2 separate regions of the Homo sapiens genome follow, and region 2 is linked to region 1. A link is a loop called in an ENCODE intact Hi-C map of the cell type or tissue named here. Cell type or tissue: Caco-2. All regions are shown on one strand. Each heading gives the region's core, and the rest is flanking DNA. Links, peaks and the distances in the headings are about the cores only.

Region 1 (4,400 bases), core at 296-4,295:
TGCCTATGTCCTAAATGGTATTGCCTAGGTTTTCTTCTAGGATTTTTCTAGTTTTGGGTTTTACATTTAAGTTTTTAACCCATCTGGAGTTTAGTTTTGTATATGGTGTAAGTAAGAGGTCCAGTTTCAATTTTCTGCATATGACTAGCCAGTTCTCCCAGCATCATTTATTAAATAGGGAATCATTTCCCTATTGCTTGTTTTTGTCAGGTTTGTTGAAGATCAGATGGTTGCAGGTGTGTCATCTTATTTCTGGGTTTTCTATTTTGCTCCATTAGTCTATATGTCTGTTCTTCTACCAGTACCATGCTGTTTTAGTTACTGTAGCCCTGTAGTATAGTTTGAAGTCAGGTAATGTGAGGCCTCCAGCTTTGTTCTTTTTGCTTACAAGTGCCTTGGCTATTTGAGCTCTTTTTTGGTTCCATATAAATTTTAAAATAGTTTTTTTCTAATTTTGTGAAGAATGTCAATGGTAGTTTAATGGGAATAACCTTAAATCTATAAATTGCTTTGGGCAGTATGGCCATTTTCAAAATATTGATTCTTCCTATGTATGAGCTTGGAATGTTTTTCCATTTGTGTCATCTCTGATTTTTTTGAGCAGTGGTAAGTAGTTCTCCTTAAAGTGGTCCTTCACTTCCCTTATAAGCTGCATTTTTAAGATATTTTATTCTTTTTGTGGCAATTGTGAAAGGGAGTTCGTTCATGATTTGGCTCTCAGCTTGCCTATTGGTGTGTAGGAATGCTAGTGATTTTTGTATATTTATTTTGTATTCTGAGATTTTGCTGAAGTTGCTTATCAGCTTAAGAAGCTTGGCCAGGAGCAGTGGCTCACACCTGTAATCCCCGTACTTTGGGAGGCTGAGGCAGGAGGATCACGAGGTCAGGAGTTCAAGACCAGCCTGGCCAAGATAGTGAAACCTTCTCTCTACTAAAAATACAAAAATTAGCTGGGTGTAATGGTGGGTGCCTATAATCCCAGCTACTTGGGAGGCTGAGGCAGGAGAATTTCTTGAACCCAGGAAGTGGAAGTTGCCGTGAGTCGAGATCGTGCCGCTGCACTCTAGCCTGGGCGACAGAGCAAGACTCCATTTCAAAAAAGGAAAAAAAAGAAAAAAAAAAAGCAGCTTTTGGGCTGAGACAATGAAGTTTTCTAGATATATGATCAGAGATACATGCACGTGTATGTTTATTGCAGCACTACTTATGATAGCAAAGACATGAAATCAACTTATATGCCCAACCATGACAGACTGGATAGAGAAAATGTGGCACATATACACTATGGAATACTATGCAGCCAACAAAAGGGATGAGATTATGTGTTTTGCAGGGACATGGATGGAGCTGGAGGGCATTATCCTTAGCAAACTAACGCAGGAACAGAAAACCAAATACCTCATGTTCTCACTTACAAGTGGGAGCTGAATGATGAGAAAACATGGACACATGGTGGGGAACAACACATACTGGGGCCTGTCAAAGGGTAGTGGGTAGGAAGAGGTAGAGCATCAGGAAGAATAGCTAGTGGGTGCTGGGATAAATACCTGGGTGATGGGATGTTCTGTGCAGCAAACCACCATGGCACATGTTTACCTATGTAACAAGCCTGCACATCCTGCACATGTACCCCTGAACTTAAAAGTTGGAAATAAAAAAAAGGGAAAAGGGAGGATAATACTTCAGTGTCTTTTCAAGAGAACCTTGGGATATATTTCATGTTATGAAACTTATTCCTACATTCTTAGGAAAACCATTGACTTATGTTTACTTGTTAAGTCAATGGTTTATCTATTTTTAATGCAATATTTTATTCTTTATTTCCATTAATTTCTTTATGCTGTGTGTGTGTTTTCTAACTACTTGGGTTGGATGTTCATTTGTGTTTTTTTAAATATTGAAAACATAAGATTTTGAATTTGAATAAATATTTTGTCTTAGCTATTTTTAAGTTACACATGATTTTATATATCTTTTTTTACTAATTATAAAAATCCACTCAATTCAGAAAAGCATGAACAAGAAAGTGTCACTCGTGATCTTAGCAATAGAGCAGGGATCTGCAAACTATATTTCACAGGCCAAGTCCAGCTCACTGTGTTTTTGTTAAAAAAGTTTTATTGCAAACTAGCCACGCCCATTTGTTTACACAGTGTCTATGGCTGCTTTTGTGTTACCCATGGTAGAGCAGAGCAGTTGTGACAGAGATCAAAAGGCCTGCAAAGCCCCAAATGTTTACTATCTAGCCCTTTACAGATTTTTTTTTTTCCTGATTCCTGAATTAGAGAAAACTATCAACATTTTGGTCTCTCTTTTTATCTCAGCTCATTTATTTTTTATATCAAAACACTGGCGTTTATCTTTTTACCTGTCTGGGGGAAATATTGTCAGTGGTCTTCCTAATGCCATTTTTCCCCCTTAATTCTTATTTAGAGAAACTTGGTTGTTTGAGGGAATGTGCCTAGGTAAAAATATTTAATTTTCTCTACTTTTCTTCAATAAATAATGATGTTGGGATATAATTCTGAACAATGAGCGTCCTTCAGTTTCTGATTTCTATAGGGCATACAAACTTAGTAACTTAAATAAATATTTAAAGTGTCTGGACCCTTCTGATCTGGACGTGTCTCAGCTGATCATGGCCGGGCTTATTCGTGTGTCTGTGGGCATCTGGTGAGCTGGGTAGAGGTTGGTTGCACTGGGGGGCTGCAGGTGGGGACCATTCAGCTCTTCCTCATGTGTCTTTTGTATGAATATAGCTGGTTCCTGGCAGCGAGAGGGACTCCATGGCAGTGCCAGGAGTCCAAGAGAGAAAGCAGAAATGTGCAAGTTCATTTTCAAGTCTTTGCTCTGTTGTTTGCTACTGTCCTGGTGGTCAAATCAAGGCACGTGTCCAAGCTCGCAGTCACAACCAAAGGGCATAAATATAAGAGGCATGAGAAACTGGATCCCTACATGCAATCGATTTACCAGATAGACAAACGTAAAAGTGCATGAACAGGGCATCCCTTCCCAAATAAAAAGAGAAGGTATTTCTTCTGCCCGAAAGAGAGATGTGAAGTCTGGAGGTGTGGTCACCATCTTATGCCTTTGAAGTGACATATACAAGAACAAAGGCCGATCTATTTGTTAATTATAGTGGAGCACAAAGATAGATCTTGCATTCCTGACATTCTGTTTTAGCCTCTTGAGCAATTGTAGAACGAGTCTGTTGTAGGAGAAAAATAAACCCTTCCTGAATCACCTCCTAGCATAAGGTTTCTGCTAAATATTGCCAAGTATGTTTTTCAGTTAATAATACATTGATAGCATTTCTTATTTGTACATATAAATCTAAATTAGTACATACAAATCTGTTTTCAGAAATGGCTTGTAATATATGACTCTACCAAAACTTATTTAATGAGCCTCCTCTTCAAGATATTTAAGTAGCTTCTAGATTTTCAGTATTACAAATCATGCTTCAGTGATCACCTTTACACATGTATCTTTGCACACTTCTCCAAGTGTCTTTATAGGGTATACTTCTGTTAGAGAAATTTTGAAAATGAACATATTTATGTTGTTAAACATATGGCAAGAAAATTCTGCAAAAAATTGGTAAAATTGACTCTCCTATCAGTAATTTATGATTATATTTATTGTCCCAAAACTGCTCCAAATTTGGGTTTTGAAAATCTTTAAAGATTTTACCAATCTATTTGAAAAATACATATCCCATATTTGTTTTAGTTGATAACGCTTTGATTTTTAGTAAGATTGGCCCCTTTCCACATATTTGTTATTTACATTTTTAAATGAACTTTCTGCTTATACCTTTTTCTCATTTTTCTACTTGTTTGCCTGTCTTTTTCTTGCTACATTGTATTTGCTTTCTACATACTGTAATATGATTGATTGTATTTGCTTTATGTGTTGTACACATGTTCTCCTAGTTTATTGTCTTTTTCTTTGTTAATGTATATTTTCCATGAAGAACCTTATTTTTGTTCAGAAAAACCTACTAGCTTTTAAAAAATAATGTTTCTGGGTCTTGTCTATGCTTATAAATCCCTTTCTTAAAACTACAAAAAAATTCTAAGTTTTCTTTCCATTACTTTTGTGGTTTTAAAATATATCTAAGTCTTCAATCCATTTGAAATTTTTGTATGTGTATAGTGTGGGAAGAAATATAACAATTTTCTTTCAAATAAATGACAATTAGTAAAAGTGATCTTTGTTGTGTGTGTGTTTGTGTGTGTATACACATCTTTGTCAGTTTATGTTATGAGTCTTATTTTGGCTTTGAAAAAGATAATAGGAAGATTTTTATCTTTACATGATCTGGAAATGTTTAAATAACATATGAATATTTTTGAAAGGCTTGCAAAGATTTCTTATAAAAACTGGCAATTTTGGGG
Region 2 (4,400 bases), core at 297-4,296, 60 kb before region 1:
GCAAACTATTTTATACTGTGTTTATAATTCATCATTATAAGGAGATATGAGTTCATTTAGAACTTATAGGTGCTGTCCAATAGTCTTTACCCTCATTGGGGTTCAATTTCTTCCTAATAATGTTCAGCTGGGGTTTTGGAGGTTGAACACCATTATCTTTATATCACCATTATGTCATTAATTCAAAGTCACAGGCCTTCTTTTGCTCCATAAGTTATTTTGGTATTTTTAATCCTCCCTCCTCCTAATCTCATCTCATTTGGGACTCTAGTGACTCTGACGTGAATCTAACTTGCCCTACCATTTTCATCCTCATCATTCATTTTTTCCTTCACTCACTTAACAATACTTTCTATTTGCTATGTTCCTAGCACTGTATTACCAAGATGATGAATACAAAATACATGAATACTTTTCAATTGTATTTTTCTTTAAAAAATATCTGAAGCTACATTTTTGTTTAGTTTTCTTTCCCCTTTCCTCCTCATTTTATCATTTAGCAATTGCTCTCAAAATTGTATTTTTGAGAACATCATAACACTTTTGAGTCATAATCTCCTTAGGAGTCTCATGCCATGAATAATGCATATCTTTTCTCTAAACATTTTGCAGACATTCATCTAGTCTAGGGTGTACAACTCGTGATGTCCAGTTTTCTTTTCCTTGGAAAAGTCAAAATTCAAGATAGCATGGTCACTTTCTTTTAGATTTCACATTACTTTCACTTCATCAATAAGTTCCCCTTGTTGTCAGAGCTAGGTCCAAAGTGGTTGTTTCCTCTGGCTATTTCCTTGTCGTTTTAGAGATTAAATTGTCATTAATGATATTCAAGAACCTTTTACATAGTTGGCTTTTAGCTAGATAAGTCTTTTTGTCTATTCATGGCTGGTTGATATCTTGGCTCACTGCTGATGAGAACAGGAACCTTGCCTGTCTTGTTCACCACTAATTCCTGCATCGTGGTGGGGCCATATGGCCAGTGATGTTATTACTTACTGCTTTCTAGTGTGCTCTGCCTTTGGGAAATGGAGATGTCTATGCAGCATTAATCTTTTTAACCTTTAACACTAGTCTGCTTCTCCACTTAAAAAATCTGTTTCTTTTGAATAAGACAAATCCTTCCCTTACCGTGTTCTAATGTAGAGGGCAATCACATCACATTTCAGAGATTCATTGTTTCATATTTTTATTGATTTAACAAATATTTATTGAGTGCCTACATTAGAATAACAGTTACATTAAAAGCTGTTGTGATTGAACATCAACTGTGTGTCAGGCACTTTCTAGGGCATTTTACATAAAGTAACTAACTTGATCTTTACAGTCCAACTGGGATGCAGAGATATTGAGAGAATTTTCCAAGGTTAACATTTTAAGTGGAGGAATGCGGCAGTATTCTCGGCACTGGTGATCGAGCAATGGACAACATGGGCAAGATTCCTCTTCTAAGGGAGTTTACATTTCAGTGAGGAAAGTAAATGGTAAATGAATTTTAAAATGATACTTTGACAGAATATGTGCTATGAAAAGAAAACCATGAGGATTTGCTAGAGAGAAAGTGCAGAAGAAAATACCTTTTATCAGATGGCCAGGGAAGGCCTCTCTGCAGAAGCAACAGTTTAGCTATGGTTCCACCAGAATGTTTTCGGTGGCATGTAACAGAAAACTGAACACACAATAGTTTAAATAATAGGGGAATTGTTATCTTACATAAAAAATGCCTTAAGCCAGGCATGGTGGTGCGTGCCTGTAGTCCCGTCTACTTTAGAGGCTGAGGTGGGACGATGGCTTGAGCCTAGGAGTTTGAGGCCAGTCTGGGCAACAAAGACAGACCCCATTTCTTAAGAAAACAAAAGATGTCTTAAGGTAGAAGGGCTCTGGGAATAGTTCAGAGGGTAAAGGTGTAAGGAAATATTTGTTCTTACATGCCTATCTCAGCATGTGGACTGGCTGCAACCTTGCTCAAAAGATGGAATGACACTTCTAGACATTCTGTCCTCATCCACATTAGGCAAAGTTCATTGGCAAAAAGAAACAGTTTCTTCCACAGGTCTCTTTTTTTACCAGCAAAAAAAATTGTATTAGTCTGTTTTTCATGCTGCTGATAAAGACATACCTGAGACTGGGTAATTTATAAAGAAAAAGAGGTTTAATGGATTCAGAGCTCCATGTGGCTGGGGAGGCCTCACAATCATGGTGGAAGGTGAAAAGCATGTCTTCCATGGCATCAAGCAAAGAGAGAATAAGAGCCAAGCAAAAGGGGTTTCCCCTTATAAAACAATCAGCTATCTTGAGATTTACTCTCTACCATGAGAACAGTATGGAGGAAACCATCCCCATGATTCAATTGTCTCCCACGGAGTCCCTCCCACAACATGTGGAATTATGGGAGCTACAATTCAAGATGAAATTCGGGTAGGGACACAGACAAACCATATCAGAAATCTTTGTTCCCAGCAGACTTCATATTATACCATATTGGCCAAAATTCTATTACTTGCATGGGGAATGATGTTACCATGACTGGTGCAGAGTCTAAGTTTTAGTTAGCCTGATTGAGAGTCAGTCACTGGAGCTTGGGTTTGCATCACTTTTCCTAAGTACAAGAACAAACAGAGAAGGGTAAACAATTAAAAAATTAGGTACACAAAAGGGGATAGATTGGTGTACAAAATGAAGTAGAGGTTCATTCCTCTTCTAAGGAACTTATTGAGAATAGATAGTAACCTCTCTTAGAAGCAAAATTTACTCAAAGATCTGTGCTAATATTCTTAAATATCTGCTAGCCATAATTAAGAAATCAATACACTCCGTGCTCTTAGCTCCCACATTTTAGCCTAGATATTTGTCCCAGCATGCCTGAACATGTCCAAGCAAGCATTAGGTCATAGCTTATTCCTCTTTCCTTATTTGGAAGTGTTTTTGACTCTCTCACCATTCCACAAGTTACTTCCTCTTTTCCTTTGTTCTCCTCTGCCTTTGCCTCTTTTAGGAAGTTTTACATTGCTAGTCAATCAGGACAAGTACAGAATGTGAGGTCTTGTTCCAGCCAATGGAAACCGGACACAGCAGTAGGGTGGATGCGTCACGTTATAAATGACCCTGTCTCCTTTGTTCGTGTGTGCTCTTGTGACAAGATTGCTAGTGAGTGACACCCTTTCTGCAGAAAGTAAACTAGCCTTGCTGAGAGATCCTTTGTTTCAGTGTTGATTTTTCTGAGAACCTGTCCCCAATAATTGGGATAGGCAATTGCTAGTGCCTGTAATAAGCCTCATCCTGAGAAATGAGAAGGTATCCACCATATGAGGATCTGGGGGAAGAATTTTCAGAGAAGTAAACAACAGGTACAAGTCCTTGAGAGCAGGAATTAGCTTAATACATTCAAGGAACAGAAAGAGGAGTGTTTGTCACATAGTCACCTGGGATCACAGGAAGCAGGAAACGGGAAGAGGTGAGAAGTGAAACGGTGTAGTGTTTGAATGTGGGCTTAGGAGCTATAGTTTCTGGGTTCAAATAACAGACCTGCAGACCTGTGTTTATTATTTATTTGTCATTGCACAAATTATCTAAGTTAGCTGTGTCTCAGTTTCCGCATCATTAAAACACGTATAAATAATTATAAACTCATGAAATGGTTGAAAGATAAGAAAATAAACAATTAGAACAGGGCATAGAATATTGTAGGTGCTCAATAAATGTTAGCTATCATTATTGTATCACTGGTTCAGGGTTCAGATCACATAGGATCTTGGAGGCCATAGGACAATGGTGTCAATTTTATTTAAATTAAACCATAAAGCCATTGAAGTGTTTTATGCAGGCAGTGATCTAATATGATTTAGAATTTTACAGAATAGTTTTCTTTTTCCTGCTATGTATAGATTAGAGTATAGGGAAGTGGGTAAAGAGTAGATGCAGGATAGTTAGTAGGATTTTACAGTAAACTAGGTCAGGGGGGTTTGACTAGGGTGAAAGCACTGGGGAGGGCCAACAGAACTTAACAGCTTACACTTGAGCTTGTGGTTTAGGGAAATAAGGAATTCTGAATGTTTGACATGAAGAACTGGAAAAATCATGATGCCCTTTATAGAGATAGGGAAGGGCCCCATAGGATTCATAAAGCTGCCAAAGGGGTCTACGGAACAAAAATGTTAAGAGCCCTGCTTTAAAATCCTTTGTCCATGAATCCACTCTTCCACATTTCTTTAGAGTTTTTCTTTTATCCTTCCTGTCTTCTTGATAACTCACTTTCTCCCAATGTACACACTTGATCTGATGATACATAAAACAATCTGTGAAGATGATTTAGGTCAAGCTGGTTTACCATACAGCCGAAGTGAGAACACAATGAATTTAGCACTAGCTTGTTGAATATGTCCCAGAGCTTTCAAAGCCCAGCT

What was found. A loop is a pair of places that touch in the nucleus more often than their neighbours do. Peaks named below come from ENCODE experiments on the same cell type or tissue, not always from the same donor. Only the 100,000 strongest peaks of a DNase experiment are listed, where the experiment ranks them.
Region 2: a loop joins it to region 1, with 5 times the contacts of the local background. A loop is called at or near these places in 1 of 110 quality-filtered maps.

The regions. Positions count from the first base shown.
Region 1 is chr6:146,983,100-146,987,499 of GRCh38, reverse strand. All of the region lies in intron 6 of STXBP5-AS1 (STXBP5 antisense RNA 1), which reads left to right. Among named protein-coding and RNA genes, the nearest start is that of LUADT1, 170 kb to the left of the region's middle. In Caco-2, for the core only: no CTCF peak of the experiment used is centred there; a DNase peak (open chromatin) is centred at 2,169.
Region 2 is chr6:147,042,886-147,047,285 of GRCh38, reverse strand. The region is part of intron 5 of STXBP5-AS1 (STXBP5 antisense RNA 1); the gene reads left to right. Among named protein-coding and RNA genes, the nearest start is that of LUADT1, 110 kb to the left of the region's middle. RefSeq lists an enhancer at 2,060-3,259. In Caco-2, for the core only: no CTCF peak of the experiment used is centred there; no DNase peak of the experiment used is centred there.